Regions from separate parts of the Homo sapiens genome. Here all the other regions are linked to region 6. Evidence: chromatin loops called from intact Hi-C (ENCODE). Cell type or tissue: mammary epithelial cell. All regions are shown on one strand.

Region 1 (4,000 bases), 320 kb after region 6:
CCTTGGCCTCTTTGTTGACCCTTCTTGCTTTTTCTCCTTGACCTCCTCATCTTTCTTGCACCATTTCTTAAAAGCTGTCTTCAGCTTCACTGTCTAACCGAGCACTCCCACCTGAATAACACTTGATCCAAATAACGTAATTATGAGATCTGTTATCTTGAATGGTTCCTTAATTGTCATATGTATTTGCTTCATTATTCTGCTTAATTTGCTTACTGAGGTCCAGGACTAAATCTAAACCATGTTTTGTTTTGTTTTTTGAGACAGAATCTCATTCTGTTGTCAGGACCAGAATGCAGTGGTGCGATCTTGGCTCACTGCAGCCTTAACCTCCTAGACTCAGGCAATCCTCCCACCTCAACCCCCTATGCCAGTAGCTGGGACTACAGGTGCACCCACCATGCCCAGCTAATTTTTTGTGTTTTTAGTAGAGACAGGGTTTTGCCATGTTGCCCAGGCTTCTAAACCATGTTTTAACTCTTTGTTATGCACAGCGCCTGGCCCGGTGTTAGGCACTAGACAAGAGCTCAGTAACCACTTGCTGAAATGGGAGAGCTGAGTGGTCAGAGCACCTTGAAGTCTGTGTAGCACTTGCATGTACAGTGTCCCTTTTCATCGTCACAGCCCTGAGAGGTAAATGGTGTGACTCTTCCCATTTTGCAAATGAGAAAAGAGAAACTTAGGAGAGGTTATGTAACATCAACTTTGTGGGCTGAGGCTGAGTGAAGACCTCGCAGAAGAGACCAGACCCAGCATGCTCCAGTAGCTCCACTGCAGGGGGTGGCTGCTTACGAGGACAGAGAGCAGAATTCAGACGACTCCAGCTGACCTACTTGGTGCAAGTCAAGTGAATACTAGTCGGGAGGGATTAGATGACTCAGCCTCTGCCTTCGTTGGAGTCAGGAAGTAGGCTTTGCAGTCCATTTCCTGGGGAATTTTCAGATGGACCAGTGATTTCATTTTCCTCTTCTAAAGCACCCCCATGCACAGGGAAAGGTTGTTCACGTGGCCATTTGGATGAAGCCAACGGATCTGATGTCTTAAAGGAGAAGCTGAAACAGCAGTGGAAACTTTCTAGGCCTGTTGGTATTAGTAATTTCATTCCTGGCCAAACATGAATGAGAAATCCTTCTAGTCCACTTTGACTGAGGCTAGAGTGTGGATTAACAGTGCTTTGATATTTCAGTATTGCTGCCCAGGTTGTGAAGGTATAAGCCTCATGCAGGTCACCTGCTCTTGCCTCCATTGTACCTATTGCCTAACTGGGATAGGCCTGGGGTGGGGCTGCTGAGAGCTGACAATGCCAGGCCAGGAAAGGCAAGCTAAAGACCAGCAGGCAGGCCTCGGGGTTGGAAAGCTACACAGTAAACGGGTGGAGTACCAAAGCTTAGTTGTGTGTCTAGAGAATTCAGGGTGTGGTGAGTGATCAGCTCCTGGAAGAGCAAAGATTAGTATTTAATACATATGCATTTATTAGCGTGGCTGGGTCTCTCGTCAAAAATGTCATAATTTCACAGATCAGGATTTTAAAGCAAATAGAATTATTGATATATATCTCTTCCAACAGCCAATAAACATCCCGCAGAGAGGACAGCTTACGCATGGGCTCACACAAAGAAAATTGCAGAGTCTTTGCTTAAGCTACAGCCTGAAATATTAAAATTCTGATTTTCATGCGCTGTTAGAAATAGTTTTCAAAGAATTCCTTCCTCCAGCCCCATCACAACCCCTGCCCATGTGAGAGGTTAGGAGTAAATCATATGTTTTTTAAAACATTTGCTGAAACCTCCTCCCTTTTCCAAGTCTACCAAATTTTTATCTCAAAAAAAAAAAAAAGAAAGAAAGAAAAAAATGGGACTAATATGACAACAAGATTTTTACCTTCACAGTAAATAGTACAATTTAGCTGAGTAACTTGTGGAAGCTTGTTAGGTTGAAGTGACTCACTTGCGTAGATGAAGTTATTTTTAGAGATGTAATTTGTACTGTTTAGAAAAGAATAAAGAGATGGTAAAAGGCTAGATCGCTCATTATAGTTTACAGAGCTCATGAACCCAGCATCCATGCAAAAGATGACTAAGCAAGGGGTCGGTTGGTACTTTCTCTCAGAATTTTACAGATGTGAGTCATCCACTTTAGTCTGCAGACACAGCACCGAGATACCTGTGACTCAGCTCTCATTTAGAAAAAGCCCTAGAATTCAATTCTGATACACTTTTATAGTTAAGTAGTGAGGAAATTACATACTGAAGCAAAATATGCCTTTGTAACGCGCAGCCGTGGGATGTTTTTAGCAAAGACTGATTTATCTTCATCTCTGGCCTTTGAAAGAATCGACCTGTGATCCACGCTGGGTAACGTGCCCATTGAGCCTGCTGGTACACATCACAGTGCCCACCTTCTTCGTGTTTGGCTCACAACCCAAGTACTAAATTGTCCTCAATAGAAATCTCAGCCTCACCCTTTCTACACTTGGATGCCCCAGCACTAAGGCCCACTTCCTTTAACCAAATACATGTACATATATGTGTTCGTATATATGAAAATCTTCTGCCTAAAATATTAAAATTCTAGTTTTCATAAGCTGGCAGAAATAGCTTGCAAAGGCTTCATCTCCTTCACTCTTTACGTATGTTAGGGGTTAGAAGGAATAAAATCATGTTTTCCTACAGTATTCTCATATTTTTAGTAAACCCTGCACAAAACATACATACAGATGATGAGCATTATCTTTACACATTAGCAGACGGCAGAGTGAGCCCATGTTCTCTGTGCAGGGCCATTGCTTTGTTCTGAGGCGCAGGGCTCTGCTGGCCTAGTGACCCTCCCCGTGCAGCCTCATGCTTGGCTATCTCCCTCGTCACTGACACACACTGATGACATAGCCTGTTTGGAGTTAAGCCTCAGAACGTAACCTGTCCATTTATTCATTTATTTTTAGACAGAGTCTGGCTCCATCGCCCAGGCTGGAGTGCAGTGGGGCGACCTCGGCTCACTGCAACCTCTGCCTCCTGGGTTCAAGCGATTCTCCTGCCTCAGCTTCCCGAGTAGCTGGGACTACAGGTGCCCGCCACCACACCTAGCTAATTTTTGTATTTTTAGTGCAGACAGGTTTCACCATGTTGGCCAGGCTGGTCTCAAACTCCTGACCTCAAGTGATCCTCCAGCCTCATCCTCCCAAAGTGCTGGGATTACAGACGTGAGCCACTGTTCCCGGCCCATAATCTGTCCTTTTAAATATATGGAAAGTGGTCCCTTGTAGTTTGCAGACACATCAATAGATTATTCATAACCAACAAAGGATTTTGTTTATTATATTTGCCAAAGAAACATGGACATGGTTGCAAAAGCAAATACTTCACAAAGATGTATAATGAAAAGCAAGAGTACCCCGCCCCATGCCTGCCCTTTCACAGCTGCTTTTAACCACTTCTGGTGCTTCACGGTTGCCTCCGTAACCAGCTGACTGTTTTGTTCCTCACCTGCTATGTCTGTAGCACTATTACCAAGAGCGTTCGGGCATGCAGAGGTTAAAGTCTGGTCCTATTGTTAAGGAGAAAAGCCTTGTGTACCTTCAAGTCAACTCAGCAAACATTTGAGTATCTACTATGGACCAACGTCTAGGTTAAGCCATGTGGTCACAGAAATGGATAGCTACACTAAGGAGTTTGTACTCGGGTAAGGGAGACAGGCATGCAAACACTGCGTGGAAAATGCCATAATACATGTGTAGAAACCCCCTCAGAAGGGTTTTACACATATGTCCTAGAGCTCAGTCTTGGAAGTGCAATTAGAAATCTGGTAGGTAGATAAAGAGGAAAGGATGTCCAAGGCAGAGAGAACAGTGTATTCGTGGGCTGATGCAATCCATTCCAAATATTGGGAATAATTCATAAAATCTGATTTTTAGGATAAGTGAGTTAAGGAAATAATGTGGAGATGAGACAGGAAAGAAATGCACCTAGTTATAAAGACCCTTTTATATACACCGTTCAAAATA
Region 2 (4,000 bases), 340 kb after region 6:
TAGTATAAAACAACTGAAGTCAAAGTATATGTGAATAGGCTTTTTTTTTTGAGACGGAGTTTTTCTCTTGTTGCTCAAGCCGGAGTCCAGTGGCGCTGTCTCGGCTCACTGCAACATCTCTCTCCAGAGTTCAAGAGATTCTCCTGTCTCAGCCTTCTGAGTAGCTGGGATTACAGGTACGCACCACTATGCCCAGCTAATTTTTTGTATTTTTAGTAGAGACGGGGTTTCACCATGTTGGCCGGGCTGGTCTCGAACTCCTCACCTCAGGTAATCTGCCTGCCTCAGCCTCCCAAAGTACTGGGATTACAGGAGTGAGCCACCGCGCCCAGCCACGAATAGGCCTTTTTAAAAAATTAATCAGAAGAGGCGCGGTGGTTCACGCCTGTAATCCCAGCACTTTGGGAGGCCAAGGTGGGTGGATCATCTGAGGTCAGGAGTTCAAGACCAGCCTGACCAACATGGTGAAATTTGATCTCTACTAAAAATATAAAAAATTAGCCGAACGTGGTGGCAGGCGCCTGTAATCCCGGCTACTTGGGAGACTGAGGCACGAGAATTGCCTGAACCCAGGAGGCAGAGGTTGCAGTGAGCTGAGATCGTGCCATTGCACTCCATCCAGCCTGGGCGACAGAGCGAGACCCTGTCTCAAAAATAAATAAATAAATAAATATTAATCAGAAGAAATGGAAGTAGTAATGAGAAAAGATACAAAGTTAATTTTAGAAAGCAATATTTGTGCAGAGTGACTGAAAACGTTACAGATCATGCTTTGCAATATGCAGGGACTCAAAAGCGATTTCTGAATTGAATTATTGATTTTAATCAGTCTTTCGTATTGTTCCTCTATACTATGAACTCTCTGCTTTGGCACCAACAGACATGTATTCAGACTGCCCTATTGTGGTACTTGAAAAATGTGACTAAAGAGTGGACATTCAAAATCGTGCCCTTTTCTCTGACTGTCGTGTGATTCATCTGTAGAAACCCCCTGCAGCACTGAGTCAGTCATCATCAGAGTCAAGTGCACTCCGAGTCTAAGAGGCCCTCCCAACTGGATGGTTTTTTGATTCTCGGGAGTTTTTTGGCTTCTCCTTAAAAGTCTGCTGCGGACCTAAGTTTTCCTTCAAGAAATCATATTGAGTGCTGAGAGTACCTAGTCCAAGTTGAATGTCACCCCAGACTAGAATAGTGATAGATGTATAATTATCTAGCATGTATTTTTATTTATTTATTTATTTTTAAGACGGAGTCTCACTCTGTTGCCCAGGCTGGAGTGCAGTGGCGCGATCACAGCTCACTGCAGCATCCGCCTCCCGGATTCAAGCGATTCTTCTGCCTCAGACTCCCGGGTAGCTGGGATTATAGGTGCTTGCCACCACGCCTTGCTAATTTTTGTATTTTTAGTAGAGATGAGGTTTCACCATGTTGGCCAGGCTGGTCTTGAACTCCTGACCTCAGGTAATCCACCCACCTCCGCCTCCCAGAGTGCTGGGATTACAGGTGTGAGCCACTGTGCCTGGCCTAATTATCTGGTATGTATTTTTAAATATATCTTCCTCATGTAGCTAAAAAGACGAACCTTATACATACTTCATAATGACAACTTTAGCTTCCTAAATTGTGACATAGTGAATGAGTCGTAAGCAGGTTATGCCAGTGTCCTCTGGAGTAGGAGAAGGCAATGTGGGGCATAGTAGGAGCCGAATGTTTGAATCATGGGACTAGATTTGAGTCTTGCCCCTGCCTGACTATGACATGAGCAAGTTAATATACCTCTTAGAGTCTCTGGTTTGCTCACCTGTTAAATGCAAATGTTGAAGATAATGTCTCTGTCATGGAGTTCTAAGTAACAAATCAGATAACGTGTATAAAGATACCCTGTAAATCTAGAAAATTCTATACTTGTTTTTCTTATTATTTTTATGCTGTTCCTATTCTTTGTCCTAGAAGTGGATAACATTCATACACATATACGTTATATACCTTTAAGAATGTGTTATTGAAACAGTCTGTGTTTTTAATGATGATTTGCCTCAACTAATAACAAGTCAGTTTACTTTTAAAAATTGAGTTAAAGAACCCCAAAATGAAAGATAAAGCATATAACACATGTTAACAGCAAGGATTGGAATTAGCCTGTACTATCACAGCAAACATATTTAGTGCTCAGAGTAGTACCTTATGCGTTCCATTAAGGAACTCCCACTGATTTAGGAGATATAAATATATGTGGTAATGCATATGGAAAAAACTGAAACTGCTGAGTATCAAAATTCACTGCTTGATTGGAAGTAGAGTGATAACTTCATTTTTCCTGGTAGTCTGGTTGCCATATCCTATAAAGTAGAAAGATTATCACCTGCACTCTTACCGCTTCTCCAAATGCATTCTTGAAAAACAGCCTCTGTCCCACTGCCTCCATCAAATTATAGATGTGGAATACATTGCCCAACCCTTGAAGAGTTTATGTTATAATAGACACTTAAAACAGATAGAAAGAGAACTCTGCTATGGAATATTGATCCCGGGAAGTGCTAGAGAGGAATGTCAGATGGTTGCAGGCACCCAAGCATCCTTCCCTAAGCTTCTGTGACCATTTCAAAGCATTCTTACAGCACCTACACATCATGCCTTCTATTGGTGACATTTTCACCCACGTGTGATTTGCCTCTAGATTATAAACTCCTCGAAGATGGAGAAGTCACTTTGTATTTCTTGGTGCCTCTCTATACACCACACCTTTCATCCAAACTGCAAGCAGTATTTGTGGTTCAAATAGAGTTTCGTACCTAACATTCGGATTTAGTCAAAAAAAAAAATCTTAAGATGTGTTTATGCTCTAACTTTCTTTTTCTTTCTTCTGTCTTTGCAGTTGACCTGCCTCTGTTTTTCCCTCGAGACCAGCCAACTCTCACATTTCAGTCCGTTTATCACTTTACCAACAGTGGACAGCTTTACTCCCAGGCCCAAAAAAATTATCCGTACAGCCCCAGATGGGATGGAAATGAAATGGCCAAAAGAGCAAAGTAAGTGAATCTGTCGTTATTTCCAACAGGTAAGAGCATTTTGTTTATCTAGTCCAGGGGTTGGCAAGCTACTGCTTGCAGGTTAGTTCCTGCCCTGTGCATGTTTTTGTAAATAAAGTTTTATAGAAACACAGCAACACCCATTTCTTTACTTATTATCTGTGGCCGCTTTAATGCTACAGTGGCAGAGTGAGTAGTTGCAACAGAGACTGGATGGCCTAGAAAACAAAAAATATTTACTGTTTGGCCCTTTGTAGCTTCATCAGGAAGAAGCTGATCTACATCTGAAAGTGTTTCCTTTTTCTACTGTTTCTGTTGGTCTCTAAAATTAGCCATGACAGCTTTTGTTTTTTTTCATGGAATGTAGAATTTATCAGAAAACTACCTCTCTATTTAGAGTAGAGGATAAATACTAAATAGGAATTCGAGTTGTGGGTAAATGGCATAAATGATGAAAATGTTGGCAGCTACTTTTTATAGTTTTTTAAAAAATGGAAAATTTCAGGTGGCAGTAAACAAACAATTTTTGCTTAGTAGTCAACACCTGGAGCCGGTAGCTACTCTTTCATATGGAAATGAATCTCTGAATTCTATACCTCATTGCGTCTCTGCAGTGTATACCATAGCTGTTGCCCAAAGTAGGACCTGTGTATTTCTTGGTCAAATAAACAGCTACACAAATAGCTTAGGGCTATTAGAATAGATATGGAAGTAGGATTTCATAGAGGTCGAAGTTAGCTAAAGTTTGGAGTTTAGAGGTACAACTATTGCTCATGAACCTCTCAGTGTGGAAGGCCTCACTTCAGTCATACAGAATAGGTAAATATAGAAATATGCTGAGTGTTTTTTATATTTAAGACTTTGGTGTCTGGAACATCAGTCTTCATAAACCATGACCTCCTAGATTGAAGAAGCAGTGGATCAAAATCATAGTTTCCAAAAATAAATCGAAGAGTGCATGTGGTTATAAC
Region 3 (4,000 bases), 200 kb before region 6:
TTTTTTGCACACCACATTCTATACCTGTTTGGAAACCAAAGGCTGAGTCTGAAAGAGGGTCAGGGACTGGGCTGGGAAGGGAAGGCTGCAGGAGAGACTCAGGAAGAGGGAGTGAGGTCAATGAACACAGCAACCGCCAGTTTTTCCAAGACTGAGACCTTTTATCGTGGAGTCAGATGTGGGGAGAGGGGGCCAGGCGTCAGCTAGCTGTGGGATCACGGGCAAGTCTTGGAGGTGCCTCTTCCAGCTTCAAATCTCTGTGTACTTTGGGGAGGCAGGGGGTTTGCTTCCCAGGTGCAGGCTTGCACCTGCCTCTTTCTGGATTGCATCAGAGCTGCTCAGGACTCATTTCCCCACCCCCACAGGCGCCTACAGCTCCCTCCCCCTCCCATAACTTATTAGCTACAGATAACATCCCTTTGTTCTCCCAGTGACTCCACACCCACAGAAGGAGAGGGGGATGAAGAAATCTGCCAGGAGGGTGCCTCCCGCCAGTATCTGATGAAGGTAAGAGGTAAGAGGCTGCCCGTTTACTGCTTGTGCCTTCCAGGGAAGCTTCTTCCCCAGGGCCACTACCCGTTTCGGGAGGCGTTTCTGGGCTAGGCTTCCTGGCAGGGGAGGCTCTCAGGCACTGGGGCCGCTGAGGGTATGTGGTGAAGCGCTTGGCTTGGAAATCTTTGCCTTAGGGACTCATTAAGAATTTTTTCAGGGAATCCTCGTCGGGTGTCTTCCAATGGCTTCCCACCAGGTTACAGTCAGGCCGAAACTTCTTTTTTTTTTTTTGAGATGGAGTCTCGCTCTGTCGCCCAGGCTGGAGTGCAGTGGCGCGATCTCGGCTCACTGCAAGCTCCGCCTCCCAGGTTCACAGCATTCTCCTGCCTCAGCCACCCGCGTGCCCGGCATGGCCCAAACTTCTTAGCCTTTTTTGCCAGTCCTTTTCCCAGACCCACTGAGCTCCAGTTACATAGAACCACGTGCGATTTCCTTGAAAATATTATGCATTTTCATGCTTCCGTGACTACTTTGCATATGCTGTTTCCTTTGCCTGGAGTGCCCCCTACCACTTCTCTTCTTAAAGAACTCCTATTCATCCTTCAAGACCCTACTCAAAAGTCAGGTTCTTTTTCAAAGCCTTGCTTGACTTCTCAGACAGGGTGGGATGCTCTGTGCTCTAGGCACAGGGTTCCTTCCCTGGCTCATCTGGGATTAGGGTAATTATTAGAATTTACATGTTTATCTTCCTTCTAGTTGTTCCTCCAGGGCAGGGACTGTCATTCACCTTTGCAAATGTGGTGTACAGCACAGTGCCAGGCCCTCGTAATTCCTCAGCCAGTATTTGTGGCAGGATAAACACAATTTCTTCTGGATTTATTGTAATTTTGAGTAGCATTAAGAGAATGCTTTTGTCTCTGTGGACATTCCCTGGCCTCCAGTGGCATCTCTCCAGACAAAGGTCACATATTTGTGAATCTGTATATTCACACAGCATCAGCATGTCACTTCTCAGGTATTTTACATCTGATTTATTTATTTTACACATTAACCCTATGGGTGGTTGTTATTGTTGCCATCATAAAATAAAGAGATCGAGATGCTAAGAGATTAAGTACCATGTTCAAGGTATCAGCACTTGGATGGCAGAGCTGGGACCTGAAACCAGGTATTCTGGCTGCAAAATCTTTTATCTACATCTGAGTTTCTGAGTAAGTGGTCTTTGAATCAGTAGGTCAGCGTCCCCTGGGGACTTGTTAGACAACCCAAAACTCCAAGGGTGGGGCCCAGCAATCTGTTTCAACCAGCCCTGCAGGTCATTCTATCCTCAAGTTAACACTGGCCTGTGCCACAGCTGCTCCAGTAGCTGTCCACAGCCATGGGAGGGCGCTCCAAGGCCGACTTTCACCACTGGGAACCTGTCAGGCACAGCAGAAGGCAAGAAAATGCATGAACTGGGAATTAGGCGGCAGAGTTCTAGTCCTGCCAGTTCTGCAATTATTGGTTGAGTGATTTGGAGCACATTATTTAATGTTTAACCTCCCTGGGCCTCAGTTTTCTCATCTGTAAAATGAGGATGATGACTAAATGTTCTCATCTCTAATTTCCCTTTAAATTCTGTTATTCAGCTCTCCTTTGGAGTAATATGTTGTCTGTGCCAAGGATGGAATGAAAACAGAGTATGATGGCTCATCTTGACTTTTTCCTTACTTACAAATGGAGAGCCCCAAAGTCCAAATCCTTGGACCAGCTATCCCCCAACTTCCTCCTTAGGGGCAGAAGGTGAGAGCAAGCAAACATTTGAGTTGATTCATGAAACTTTACTGGGCAAAGAATAGAAAATGTTGGTTTGGACCCTCCTTCACTATCTGGGGCCCCTCCACATGAGCTCCTTCACCGATCCGTCTCCTTCAGCTGCTTCCCCACTGTGACTCTACCAGCCCCTCTCTATCCCCCCTTCAAGCCTGAGCACTTTCCCTGCACCCCCACCTGGAGTTGCCCAATTCACATGCTCTTGTTTATTCACTGCTCTTCTGAGGAAGGGTGGGGTTGGTGTCAGGGTGACTTACTAGGTTTGACAGGGGCTTGGTGGCCTCATGGGGAGCCCCTCAGACGCTGGCTTCACATGGCCCCTCCTGCTGGCTTCACATGGACCCAACGGCCCTCCCTGGAGCCCACCTCACAGTGGATGGGACTGTACCTACTGGGCACTGGTGGGGCCCAGCATTCAGCTGACGGCTGAAAAAACCTCCGGTCTACATTGGGCTAAAAGGGAGGAAGAATGTTTCTTGCCCTTTTGAGATGTTTGCAAAAATCCCCAAAAAGCAATTGTGTTGTCAGAGTACAGCCTTGAATCAGAAAGGTGGTTAGAAGAATTTTAATCACCCAGGAGCTTGGCATCAACATAAGAACATGGCTGATACTCAAGTCCAGAGAGACTAGGAGAACTGGGGAGTTTCAGAAGTTGGTCAAAGAACGTGTTGCCTTTGGCAAAACCACACGTGTCAAACAATCCGAGTGTCTAATCAATCTGTATCGCTCTCAGAGAGACTTTCAGCACAAGGTTTCAGAAGCCAGGAAAAGCCTAATAATGTAGGACATCAGGTGTCCCCAGCAACCCTGGGGTGAAAAGCCAAAGAAGGTGGTTCTTAAACAAGGGCTTGGCCAGGCCCAGTGGCTCACACCTGTAATCCCAGCACTTTGGGAGGCCAAGACGGGCAGATCATGAGGTCATGAGATCGAGACCATCCTGGCTAAAACGGTGAAACCCCGTCTCTACTAAAAATACAAAAAATTAGGTGGGCATGGTGGCGGGCGCCTGTAGTCCCAGCTACTCGGGAGGCTGAGGCAGGAGAATGGTGTGAACCCGGGAGGCGGAGCTTGCAGTGAGCCGAGATCGCGCCATTGCACTCCAGCCTGGGTGACAGAGCGAGACTCCGTCTCAAAACAAACAAACAAACAAACAACAAGGGCTCTGGGAAGACCGGAAGCCAATGTCGACTCCTCCTCAGTTGAAGGTCACCGAGGCTGCATTTCTCAGCTGCAAGTGACCAGGGAAGCTGACCACCCCTTAGATGATCAGTGGAACAACATGTTGATAAGAATATGTGTGTAAAGTTGTGTGCAGTTACGGTTTCTGTGCCTTTTAAATCAATACACATTGTCTCAACCTAGTACCCTGGAGTCCCATGTCAACACCTTCTGCTGATGGCTGCTTTCTTGACCCATTCTGAGCACCCCAAAGTGGGCCTGGTAATTGAGTTCAACCGGGAACCTGCTGACCTGCCTCAGCAGTCTTGGAACTTCCCAGGATCCCAGGGGGCTTGGAAGCCTGGGGACCACCCAGGCGTGGATTAGGATTCCTGGACTGCTCCAGCATGGGCCCCTCTCCCTCCCCACAGTCAGCACCTGTCCCATCTCAGCCTGAAATTGGCCTGCTTTCCTCCAAGACTTGGATCGAAAGACTCTTCTGCACATGTTCAAAATGTATTTCAACTCCTTAGAGTCT
Region 4 (4,000 bases), 250 kb before region 6:
TCTCAGCATCACCATAACATGACCACTGTTAAAATTCTGTTTATTTCAGTTGGGCATTGAGGTTTCATTGTATTGTACAGGAAAGAACACTATTCTACCAGTACTAGATGGAGTTAGCCCTTTCGGGAAATATGACACAATTCCCAACAAACATTGAAGCCGTTAGCCACAGCCTGAGGATCTGTTGCTTTACCACTGAAGTGCTGCCACCTCCCAGACAGGGTGTGACAAGTGGCCAGCAGCTGTGGATGCCTTCCTGAGAGAGTGGGAGCCAGAGGGAAGCCTGCCAGCCCTGTGGCAATCAAAAGCCAGAATCAAAGCCTCTGCAGGGGAGCGGGAGCCGCGTTCCCATACAGGGTTTAGTCCAACCAGATTCTTGACTGCTGGGAAATGATAAAACTCCTTGACCTTTGAGGAGTGGGTCCAGCATCAAACTGGTAGTCTTCTTGTGACAGGCCACTCTGATTCTGAGATTCCTCACTTAATGTGGGCGTTGAGAACAATTTTCAGGATTTCACCGCTGCTCTCTGAGAAGACTTTGCCCTCCTTTGGTTTTAGAGGTTTGGCACATCATAGTCCAGGGTGGAACCAAGACTTCTATTCAGTAGGATTCTGGAAATCTGCCCCCACCCCCACCATAGGACCTGGCATTGATGAGGCAGGTTGGAGGGCTCAGCATGTGATTGCAGTGTTTTCCATCAAGGGTACCTCTGCCTTCTTTATTCCCCTAGCCCATTTTAATTTCTCCATGTGGAAGTTTTAGGATCTATGCCTTTGCATTGCCCACTGCCCTAATCTAAGCTCCCTTCACCTCATGACTCCACAGGTCTCCCTCTCATCTCTGCCTTATCAACTCTCCTCCACATATGTCAAACACATCCCTGAGCAGAGTCCCTTGCTCTGAAATCTCAAAAGGTTTTCCAGTGTCCAAAGTGTGAGGGTCCAAATTCCTTTGAGGCTTTAAAAGCCTTATCATAGGGTTCCTGTGCTTTTCTATCATCATGACCCCACACCTGCCCTTGTCCCTCCCTTTCTTCCACCCGATGAGGCATACCTGCTACTCTAGAAATAACAGGTTATTTGCCCCAAACACACCTTTGCTTTTTCCTCTCCCTATATTTTCTATCAAGCCTTTCTGCATAGGCCTCAGTTTCCTTGTCTATTAAATAGAGAAAATAATACCTACCCAACAGTATTGTTGCAGAGATTAAGTAACAAATATAAACTTTTAGCCATGTCCAACACATAATCACCTCCCCCCACCCCATGTAGTTATTATGAGTGTCATTGTGGTCTTCCTTGCTCATGTTTGGTAAGTAAGGTACTACTTTTTTTCTTTTTAAGACTTTATTTTTTAGAGCAGTTTTAGGTTCACAGAAAAATTGAGCAGAAAATACAGAGATTTGCCATTGTCCCCACTCCTCTCATACACAGCCTCCCCCATTATCAACATTCCCCACCAGAGTGGTAAATTTGTTACAACTGATGAACTTATATTGACACATCGATATCACCTGAAGTCCACAGTTTACATTAGGGCTCACTCTTGATATTGTACATTCTCTGGGTTTGGAGAGATGTGTAACGTCATGTATCCATTATAGTATACAGACAAACATGGTTTCATTGCCCTAAAAATCTCTCTGTGCTCCACCCATTCCTCCCTCCCTCCCCCAGGCCCGACTCATTTTTAACACAATCAGCTTGCCCCAAACTACCTTCAGGAGGCCTCCCTGATTGCAGAGACTATCACTAATCCCTCCTTCCCCACTAGCGCTACAGCACTTTATTTCTACTTCTATTACAGCCCTTACTCCAACGGCTTGATATTCATTACTGATATGTGTGTTTGGGTTACTTACGTTTGTCACTTACAAGTTCTTGAGGACAGGAACTACATTATCTTGTACCCCATCCATGGCACCTAGCAGTTCACAAATTGGTGCTCAGTTAGTTAACTGTTGGTTTCAATGGGTGGAGGGCTGAAGGGCAGGTCCTAGCCCCAGCCCTTCCTATCCTTGGGTTTTTCTGTCAGAGAAGGGATACCTTCTAGCCACTTTTAGTTCCAGGACCTTGCTCCAGACAAGCTGGATAGTCTAGGAACTGACCATTTTAGCAAGTTTAATCCAGAGGGCTGGATTTATGTCCTACTTGGGGCAAAACCAGGCATGAACTACTCCTTCCCATCAAGGAGCGCTGCACTCCAGCAGCTGGCTTTAATTTGGATTTTCCAGGACCAGCTGCATTTAGCTGGGGTTGGTTGGGTTTCCTCAGGTCTGCCTTTATCACGCACACCCCGTCAGAAGTTAATGCAACCACGGCAGGGAGTGACCACAAGGGGGCAGTATAGACCCATTACAATGCGGTCAGCTTGCACAAGGGGCTGAAAGAAGATAAAGGTTTCAAAGCAGAAGAAAGAGTAAGAATCAGAAAAAAAGGAGGATTGTGAAAAAGTTAGGAGCAGCAAGCTAGTTTCGCTCACAGACATTCCTGGACCCAAGACCTGGCAGCAGAAAGTTAGCCAGAGACACCGGTCAGGCCCAAATGGTGCTCCCAACTCTCCTCCAAAACTGCCTTTTCCAGTGCTTAATTTCACTTAGAGAAAGTCGCTCTCCATTTATAATGCCAATATTCTATGGAGGACTTTGGGCATTGCATATTTATTCCTTACACACTATATTTCAGCTTTACAGTTTACAGAGGATTTTTTTCACACTTGTTAAAAAAAAAAATCCGAATCCCCTATTAGACTTAAAAGGTAAAAACAGATGTTAATTACCTCTGTTTAAAGAAACTGAGGCACTGGGCAGGGTGGCTAACACCTGTAATCCCAGCATTTTGGGAGGCTGGGGCAGGTGGATCGCCTGAGGTCAGGAGTTCGAGACCAGCCTGGCCAATATGGTGAAACCCCGTCTCTACAAAAAATACAAAAATTAGCCAGGCATGGTGACCCCTGCCTGTAGTCCCAGCTACTCAGGCTGAAGCAGGAGAATCACTTGAACCCAGGAAGTGGAGGTTGCAGTGAGCCCAGATTGCATCATTGCACTCCAGCCTGGGCATTGCAGCGAAACTCCATCTCAAAAAACAAAAACAAAAACAAAAAAAACCTGAGGCTAGACACATGAAGTGACTTGCTCAAAGGCACACCGAGTTTGTGGTGGAACTACATCTAGATGTGAGTTTCTTTCATTTCTGTTCCTTTGCTTAGTCCTTCTAGTTTTCAATTGTTTATGTCTGTAAGCTTAGTGAGTTTTTAAGAGCAAGGACTATATCTGATTCATCTTTATATCCCTGAATGGTGCCCCTTAATCTTTAGGGCTATGGCTGGGTGTGTTGTATAACACCTTCTCCAGAGTTAGAGTCCATGATCTATCTCTTATCCTCCATGATTCAATAATTTTGTGATTTTGAGGCACGGCCCTAACAAAGACAGTGGTGGCTATGAGTGATCCTACTGGCTGAGCATTTCAACAAGGGCAGCCACTTGGCTGCATCCTTCGTAATACAGAGAGGTTGTGAGACAGTTTTCCAAAGTATACACGAGTGTCCCTGGTGTCACGAGAGTCGACTTTAGGGGATGAGGATGAAAATGTTTAATTTTAGTAGCTACACATATAAATACATATAAACAGTATAAATGTAATATGTCACATTACATATACATATTAAAATATATATGTACATTTTAATATATATGTACACATATATACACACATATGTATTGCAGCTTAGAATGAAGTTAACTTTTTTATGTCAACAGATTTTAGGGTACAGGTAAGTATTTGGTTACATGGGTAAATTTTTTTTTTTAAGAGAGATGGGGTCTCAATATATTGCCCAAGCTGGCCTTGAACTCCTGGGCTTGAGAACCACCCACCTTAGCCTCCCAAAGTGCTGGGATTACAGGTGTGAGCCACCACACCCGTCACATGGGTAAGTTCTTTAGTGGTGATTTCTAAAGAGATTTTAGTGTACCCATCACCTGAGCAGTGTACACTGT
Region 5 (4,000 bases), 160 kb before region 6:
GCAGGGGTACAAAGGAATCAAAGGTTTCAGGAAAGAATATTTCAGATGAACAGTCGGAGAGTCTGACCTGGATCAGGAAAGAAGAGAGGTCAGGAGGGGGTCAACAGGCAAGGAGAAAGTACAGGGAACTAAGACAACTGGGAACGGCGTAGAAGAGTTGAAAGCCAGGGGCTGCTCAGAGAGGAGGATGTGAGGTTTTACCGGAGAACTGAAGTGGTTCCAAGGAGGTACTAGCAATGTCCTGGAGGTTGTCATGGGAGTGGGAGGCTGCAGTGGAGTGGAGGTGAAGAGTCACCAGAATAGAGGGCATCTAGGAGCTATGAGACTTGGTAATGGTTCATCCTCATGGCACTGAAGTCATCCCACATCATGACAGCATTGGGACAGAGAGAAAAATGGTCATGTAGGCGCCCAAGTCCTAGATAAACAGACATGGAGCAGGAAAGGAAGTTGGGGGGTATGTAGCCATACAGTTTCAGCTGCTATGAATATAATGGGTCCTAAATCAGTATCTTTAGCCCAGACTCTCCTCTGTCTTTGGATTTGTGTATCTAACCACCCGTGAGCCTGCTTAACCTGGCTCATGTCTCTTGCAGGCAACTCTAACTCAACACGGCCGAAATGAACTCAAAACTCTGCCTTAACATGGACCTCTTCTTATCTTTTCAGCTTGTGGCACCTCCACACTGAAAACCTGGGGGTCTCCTGGGCATCTCCTTCCCATATACTTCATCAATCACCAGTTGTCGAGTTTAAATCCTAAATGTTTCTCAAATCTGTCCTCTTGTCTCCACTCCTACCCCCACTGCCCCAGTAATGTTCACATCACCTCACAGGGTCACATTAACTTCCAAGCCAGTCTCCCTGCCTCCGGTCTGGACCCTTCCAGCCCATCCTCTACACTACTGCAAATCTGTCCACGTGGCCCCCGTGGCATCAACTTCTTAACATGGCACACGAGGTTCCCTAAACCACTTTTCCAGTTTCATCTCTTACTTCCTCCTATTCACTTAAGGAACTTACTTCTTCCTATTCACTTACGGGTCTCAGTACATGGAGACACCTCGGCTTGGACTTTTCCCTAGACTAACTCCTATACTCATTTTTGGAGACTCAGCTTGGGTATTAACTTGGCCATCACATATTTATTGCCTAGCACTATGTTCAAAGCACTGTGCTGTCCCGGAAACCACCAGTCTCAGGCCCTCTGGCTGCCCCCTGCCCTCCCCTTGAGGGTAGCACGCCTGTCTTCATCACCTCCCTGTCCTGAGACCTAGTGCAAGGCCTGGACCATAGCTGAGGTAGGCACTGACCGAACCAAGAACTGTCAGGAGGATGGGTGCTGAGCGATGAGGTGAGGAGCACACACTGTCCCAGGAACGCCCTGTAGGAGGATGACAATGGAACAGATGCATGAAAGTTCTGGTTTGCCAAATTCCAGTTGATAGAAAAGGGGACAAGTTGGAGGAAATGATGGGTATGAAGTGTAGCTGGGAAAAACCCCCAAGTGATGAAAGTCTCCAAGGTAAGATCTTGTCAGGCAGCTCTAACAGATTCCAGACAATCTTGCAAGAATGACGTCACTACCAAGCTTCACTTGTTAGGAATCCGTACCCACGCTGAATGAGTCACTACCCAAACTGCCGAGGGACCCTAACAGTTACAGCGCGTGCATTCCTCCCCGATGTCTTCATGCATTCCATCTCACAAGTAGATGCCACTTTCTTCTCTTTTCAAAACCTCTCCCTACACAAAGCTATTCAGAGCCTACACTGTGGACATGAATTCCTCAGCCATGCTTGTGGTTTTAGAAGCCAGGGAAAAGCAAATGGGATGAAACATGACTAAATCATAAGTCAATGCATTATTTCTTAAAAAAGAATATTGCCAGGGGTTCAGGAAAGGGAGAGAGGGCAAATGTAAACCACCAGGGTCTCTGTTACCTCCCACCACCATACTGGGGCCACCAGATTCCACCAACAGGGTCAGCCTTGCTGGCTACACTGGGTTTAGGTCAGAATTTCTTCAAGGGAGAGTGTTTCAAGGAGGGCTGCGCCAGCTGCTGAGATGGCTCATACTTAGGCTGGCCCAGGGGCCAGGCTTGCTCTGCGCTCTCTTCCAAGTTCTAAAAATGGGGCTTCTGCCTTGTTCTTGCCTGCAGGAGGCTGAGGCGTGAGTATCTAGCTGACTGGGCCTGGGAACGTAAAAGTCATTCTTTGTCCTCCAAGGGTTAATCACTGACAGGCAGGAGATATGGGTGTCATATGTACCTGGTTTTAAGTCCTGCCTCTGCCCCTTGTTGTTAGGTGTCTTTTTTTTTTTTTTTTTTTTTGAGATCGGCTCTTGCTCTGTCACCCAGGTTGGGTTACAGTGGCGCGATCACGGCTCACTGCAGCCTCAACCTCCTGGGCCCAAGCAATCCTCCCACTTCAGCCTCCTGAGTAGCTGGGACTACAGGTGCAAGCCACCACTCCTGGCCAGCTCTGTCATCTTTTAAGAATGGTAAATTCACTGTCTTTTCACTGGCAATAAAGGTCTTGTGTCATTTTTATTTCTATTCATACAACTGGAAAATGTTTTTTTCAACTGGGACAATGCAGTAAATGGTTTGGATTTCAGACAGACCTGGGTTTAAGTCCTAATTTCACCACTTACTAGCTGTGTGACCTCTGGCAAGTCACTCAGCTTTTCTGTGGGTTTATTTATCTGTACAATGGGAACTTACCTCATAGGGCCATTGTGAAGACTGAATTAAGTAATGTATGTGAAAAGGCTTAGCACAGTGCTTGGCACAGAGCAGGTGTTCAACAAAGGTGAGGCAGACAAAGATGGTATTATCTCAGTGGCCCCTTAAGTTGCTCAAGTTTTTGGCAGAGAAAGCCCATGACCTAGGTCAGAGGGGGCCAGACAAGGCTTCTAAGAAACAAAGTAGGTCACCATCCTAGGGCACAATCCATAGGATTGTGAGACAAGGGGTTTATGCTGTGACTGGCTTTATGTTTCCAGCTCACAGTAGAAGGATAAAGGCATCCAGGAATGCACTTGGAGCCAGGAAGAGGTGAAGGCCAGTGTCCTGTGGCCCTTGTTTATGAGGGATGCCAGGCTCCAGAGAGTTCCAGCCATGGTCAACATTGTGTGCTGGGGTCTCTGAAATCCATTCCCCATGCTTTCATTTGGGGAGGACGTGCAGAGGGAGAACACTGAGAGAGGCGTCTGGACAGAGGCCTAGAGCTGGGGCGGGTAAGGCTGCAGGACAGGATGGGAACAGGGTTACTGCTGGCAGGGACAGCCTGCACTTCCTCAGTAATGCCAACTTGATGGAGCATTCCACTGTCTACCACAGCTAGCCGGCCACTGGGCAGAGGGCTGCCACCCATGGAGAGGAGATGTAGCAGAGGCTGGAGGACGGGGCAGGCAGGCTGAACAGATGGTGCAGGAACAGTGTGATTTTGGAGGACGTCTCTAGCAGGGCAGTGCTGGAACCTGAGGTCAGGGCCTATCCTGATTAATGATGGATATAGGGCCACCTGACCTACTTACTCCATGTCATCAACCTCGCCACTCAGAGTGAACAGAAGGGCCCTGCCTACAGCCTTCATTTCATCCAGGGCATGCATTCCCAACTGGGGCTATATCTCCCCGAAAGGGGTCAAAATCCATTCTTGGTGGCAGTGCGTGAAAAAAATCTTAGATATTACACAAATGCTCTCCAAAGGGCCACAGTATACACACACACACACACACACACACACACACACACACACACACAAGCGGTCCCAACTTATGATGGTTCGACTTATAATTTTTCAAGTTTATGACAGTGTGAAAGTGATACATATTCAGTACAAACTGTAATATAATGTTTGGTAGGTGTGTTAGGCAGTTCTTGCATTGCTATAAAGAAATACCTGAGGCTGGCTAATTTATAAAGAAAAGAGATTTAACTGGCTCATGGTTTTGCAGGTGTACAAGCATGGTGCTGGCACCTGCGTGGTTTCTG
Region 6 (4,000 bases):
AGGTCTGCTTCAGGGGAAACAATTGTGTATTGAAATTAAAAAGCAAGACTTCTGTCTGATATAAACAGCCTAATTCTTCATAGAATAATTCTTTTAATACTGTTCCCAGGCTGCTGTCAAACCTCCAATTTATTGAAATCTTTCTTCACATTCCAGAGTTAGGCAAGATAATTAACTTTTGATTCTTTAGCCAGTTCTATATTGGCACGTGAAAAAGAAAACCAGTAGTGGCTCTACCCTTCACACTTCTCTCTCTCTCTTTTTTTGAAACAAGGTCCTGCTGTGTCGCTCAGGCTGGAGTGCAGTGGTATAATCTTGGCTCACTGCAGACTCGAACTCCTGAGTTTAGGTGATCCTCCTGAGTAGCTAGGACTACAGGTGTGTGCCACTATGTCTGGCTAATTTTTTATTTTTTAATTTTCTTTGAGACAGAGGCTTGCTCTGTCGCCCAGGCTGGAGTGCAGTGTTACAATCATGGCTTACTGCAGCCTTGAACTCCTGGGCTCAAGCAGATCCTCCTACCCCAGGCTCCCAAGTAGCTGGGGTGGGAGGAGCCTGAGCTCCTCGCCTGGCTAATTTTTTTACTTTGTATAGAGACAGGGTCTACCTGTGTTGCCCAGGATGGTCTTGAATTCTTGGGCTCAAGTGATCCTCCTGCCTTGGCCTACCACAGTGCTGGGATTACAGGCATGAACCACCGTAGTGACAGAGTCTCTATATGTTGCCCAGGCTGGTTTCGAATTCTTGGGCTCAAGTGATCCTCCCTCCTCGGCTTCCCAAAGTGCTGGGATTATAGGCATGAACCACCGCACTGGGCCCACACTTCTCTTTTGATACCATCTACATTAATATCATTACCAACGATCTCACCAAAAAAAAAAAAAATATTTCTTTTTTTCTGCCTTTGGCTACAGGGCTAGCTCGTAAAAGGAAGGGAACAAAATGTTTAAGTATGATCATGTTTTTAGTGATGGAAAATTAAAACCATTAAAAAATAAACAATGAAAAATATGGCAAAATAAGAAGGTGAATGCCAGAAGATTAAGGAAGTTCTAGAGAGTTTTGCAGATGTGGGATTTCAGATGAAGACCAGATACATCTAATTTGTGAGGGGAATAAAGAGACAGGTAAGAGAGATGGGTGGGAATAGAGCTAGCCTGAGGAGAAAGAGAAGGAGATTAAAAACAAAATTCGTATCCAGTCTGAATAAAATTTGTTTCATCCCTCCTTGGCCCTTAGAAATTAGAGTCTTTTCATATTATTGTCTTTCTATTTGGTAAGCTGTGTTTGATAGCGGTGCACAAACTTGGGCACAGAAGCCTGAGTTTGTGGGGTTGCATTCAGTGTATAGAAAAGTTACAACTCATTTCTAGTTAGTTCTTCCTTTGTACTTATGCCTAAACCTCTCCATCTGGAGAAATGCCAGCTTGCCACTAAATTTAAATAAATAAGAACATGTCTCATCAATAGGGGCGGCAAATTTAGCCCCTCTTTAGAGCACTGAGCAATTTATGACCATATGTTAAATACCATAAAACAGCTTTAAAGATTTGGTCGCTGGCCATTGCCAGATTGCACCGTAGGAGTGCAGCAGCACTGTGAGGGACTGGGAATGCTTCCTCCGGCCCTTGGAGGCCTCAGCAACTCACTGATGTCACAGCCAAAGAGGGCTGTTTTCAAACATTCCCTTTATAAAGGTGAAATACTAAAAGATTCCATTTTGGCATTTGGGAGCAAAGAAGGCAAGACTTCTTTTTGATTCTTAAGGGTCAAAATTAGTATGGAAAGTGTTGTGTGGGAGAATGAGTAACTTGGCAGCAGTGAGTACAGAAGGCAAGTCTAGAAATAGGTAATAGATATCCTACTCATCCTTTTTCTTGGAGCATGAACTGGACTTTTATGTGGCATAAGCCGACCAAATATCACGTTTCTCAATCAATTTCTTTTTGCCAACTTTCGTCGAATTAATATTAATGTTAAAAACAATTTTTAAAATTTCATGCCAAAGCATTGCCAATTGTAAGGCTTTCTTTTCTTCCAGAAATATGACTCACTATTTGGTGAACTCCAAATATTAGTTTTTCTTCTTACCACCATGACAGCCTGTGAATCATTTATGGCATTCAGTGGGCTCGTGGCTGAGAGAATGAAGGTGTGTGCCAGCAAACATGTGATTTTTGGTCAAGTAGTGCTCTGGGACCTTCGATGGGCTTTTAACACATGTGAGGAAACCAGTGGTTCAGGCAGGGGGCAGTATTATTAAATAGTAATAGACACCAAAAAGCTTTGTACAAGATTTTTCAGACTGCTCTCTCAGAAATGTAACTCTTCCTACAAAGGAAGATGATGAAATTTGGCTGTCAAAGGTCCAGGATTCCTAGCCTTCTTGAATCTGTAGTTGCCAGCCCAAGGGCTGATTTCCTGTCAGTTCCTGTGTGGTTTGCACTACATCCTCTTTGCAACAGATCAGTATTTTAGGTCATCCATCATAACTGCTCTCCTGTAAGTTCTTGGCAATTTGATCTCAGTTTGCAGAAGGCAGCTGGCATACTTTGCTAGGAAGTGCAGCTGGAGAGCTCCTGTCTCACTCTTCCTAAGGCCAGGAAGCACACTATTGTTACTCATTGCTGCTTTCTTCCTTTAAAGAACAAAAAACTTCAAACTTTGGCAAATTCTAAAGTTACTAGGTAGCAATTTGAAATTACTCTGATCGTTTTGTTGGTCTAGGGCAAAAACTTGAGTGATCTTTTATATCATTTGTAAATCTTGTCTGGTTTTTCCATAACACAGATATGTGCATTAGTGGAAGTTTCCTCCCCATTGCAAATGAAGTTATGCTTGTCTTCAGAGTCACACGGGAATTTTTAGTTTTATTTTGTTTTAGGCTTTGATTGTCAAGGACAGTAACATGGCCTAATTTCTTCTCTGTGTTTTATTCCCTTAACATTGAGATTTTTCTATTCCTAATATCAGCATTGGGTAAGACTATTTACCTTGGGTATGACTTGAATATTTGCACTGGATTTTCAAACTATACGAACAGAGATAGTTAAAGCACTTTTTTTGGACTATTTAATGTTAAAATAAAAGTATCGTTTTAGTGTTTCTGATTTCTCATTCCATAATGGGTGACCTATGTTGTGAGATTTAGAAAAATGAGCAATTTTCCTCCTTTCTTATGACTCACAGGTCACATTTTGGCAACATGTTTTTTTTTTCCTGTAGAATGGTGATTACCTTTACCCCAGTTCACCTAAGAGAGGAACCTGTTTATAAAGAGGATACAACCTCATGCATGAATTATTTTAAATGGTATTCTTAATAATCTATGATGGCACAGATCTTTTATACTTCTGAGTTGTCTTCTTTTCATCTTTACGAAAACCATATCTTCTGTAGAGTTAAACAAGATTATTAATGTAGCTCTTGGTTTCTTTTATGTTCTGGTTCCTAACATAAATGAAGGGAAAGGAAAGATAAGTTGTGCTGCTTTATAGAAAAATAGTAAACTTTTTGAAGGCCAAATTTATGTCAGATTTATGGGTATCAAGCAATAACATCATAGAAACACCCCAAATCCTGATAGTGCGCTAAGGATGGCATGAAGGAAGAAATTTTTGGATTTGAGATATGAAAGAATTTGATGTCCAGATTATTTCTATCAAACCAAATCTTTAGTCTCTAAAATAATATATTGTTAAATTCTAGGAGCAAGAATCCTCTGTGATTTCCAAGATCTGTTGCCGATGACCCACACAGTAGACAATCAGGAAATGTTTATTAAATGAGTGATACAAAGGCACTAAAAGATGATGTCTTATGTGGAAATTCTTAATTGGAAGGACACTAGGTAATTTTGGGAATCTTCCAGTGGGATAAGGAAGTATCTAAAGATTTGAAAAGCAGCAGCATAGTTTCTGCATTAAAGAAAGTAAAAGATAATTATGAAGGTTATATAGAGCAGGTTGACATACATATTTAGAAAGAACTCAGAAAAAGA

Evidence for each region. A loop is a pair of places that touch in the nucleus more often than their neighbours do. Peaks named below come from ENCODE experiments on the same cell type or tissue, not always from the same donor. Only the 100,000 strongest peaks of a DNase experiment are listed, where the experiment ranks them.
Region 1: it touches region 6 in a loop (12-fold over the local background); 5 of 110 quality-filtered maps call a loop at or near these places.
Region 2: it touches region 6 in a loop (4-fold over the local background); 2 of 110 quality-filtered maps call a loop at or near these places.
Region 3: it touches region 6 in a loop (7-fold over the local background); 7 of 110 quality-filtered maps call a loop at or near these places.
Region 4: it touches region 6 in a loop (5-fold over the local background); 11 of 110 quality-filtered maps call a loop at or near these places.
Region 5: it touches region 6 in a loop (8-fold over the local background); 3 of 110 quality-filtered maps call a loop at or near these places.

The regions. Positions count from the first base shown.
Region 1 is chr2:28,274,186-28,278,185 of GRCh38, forward strand. All of the region lies in intron 10 of BABAM2 (BRISC and BRCA1 A complex member 2), which reads left to right. LOC124907745 (a long non-coding RNA gene) reads right to left here. Exons shown (of 2, transcript XR_007086254.1): 1 at 1-4,000. Among named protein-coding and RNA genes, the nearest start is that of BABAM2-AS2, 34 kb to the right of the region's middle. RefSeq lists enhancers at 543-652, 1,251-2,450. In mammary epithelial cell, no CTCF peak of the experiment used is centred here; DNase peaks (open chromatin) are centred at 936 and 2,096; H3K27ac peaks cover 2,679 bases.
Region 2 is chr2:28,295,463-28,299,462 of GRCh38, forward strand. It overlaps BABAM2 (BRISC and BRCA1 A complex member 2), which reads left to right. Exons shown (of 12, transcript NM_199191.3): 11 at 2,876-3,029. Among named protein-coding and RNA genes, the nearest start is that of BABAM2-AS2, 13 kb to the right of the region's middle. In mammary epithelial cell, no CTCF peak of the experiment used is centred here; a DNase peak (open chromatin) is centred at 1,679.
Region 3 is chr2:27,752,441-27,756,440 of GRCh38, forward strand. No RefSeq gene overlaps it. Among named protein-coding and RNA genes, the nearest start is that of MRPL33, 17 kb to the right of the region's middle. RefSeq lists an enhancer at 180-798. In mammary epithelial cell, CTCF peaks have their summits at 1,058 and 1,876; DNase peaks (open chromatin) are centred at 461 and 1,881; H3K4me3 peaks cover 1,083 bases; H3K27ac peaks cover 1,480 bases.
Region 4 is chr2:27,701,602-27,705,601 of GRCh38, forward strand. No RefSeq gene overlaps it. Among named protein-coding and RNA genes, the nearest start is that of LINC01460, 12 kb to the right of the region's middle. RefSeq lists a silencer at 2,295-2,364. In mammary epithelial cell, a CTCF peak has its summit at 2,338 (motif pointing right); a DNase peak (open chromatin) is centred at 2,320; H3K27ac peaks cover 668 bases.
Region 5 is chr2:27,797,739-27,801,738 of GRCh38, forward strand. The region is part of intron 7 of RBKS (ribokinase); the gene reads right to left. Among named protein-coding and RNA genes, the nearest start is that of MRPL33, 28 kb to the left of the region's middle. RefSeq lists enhancers at 764-1,729, 910-2,109. In mammary epithelial cell, a CTCF peak has its summit at 2,144; DNase peaks (open chromatin) are centred at 1,703 and 2,103; H3K27ac peaks cover 2,585 bases.
Region 6 is chr2:27,952,774-27,956,773 of GRCh38, forward strand. The region is part of intron 3 of BABAM2 (BRISC and BRCA1 A complex member 2); the gene reads left to right. Among named protein-coding and RNA genes, the nearest start is that of MIR4263, 42 kb to the right of the region's middle. In mammary epithelial cell, a CTCF peak has its summit at 2,243; DNase peaks (open chromatin) are centred at 2,178 and 2,288; H3K27ac peaks cover 3,370 bases.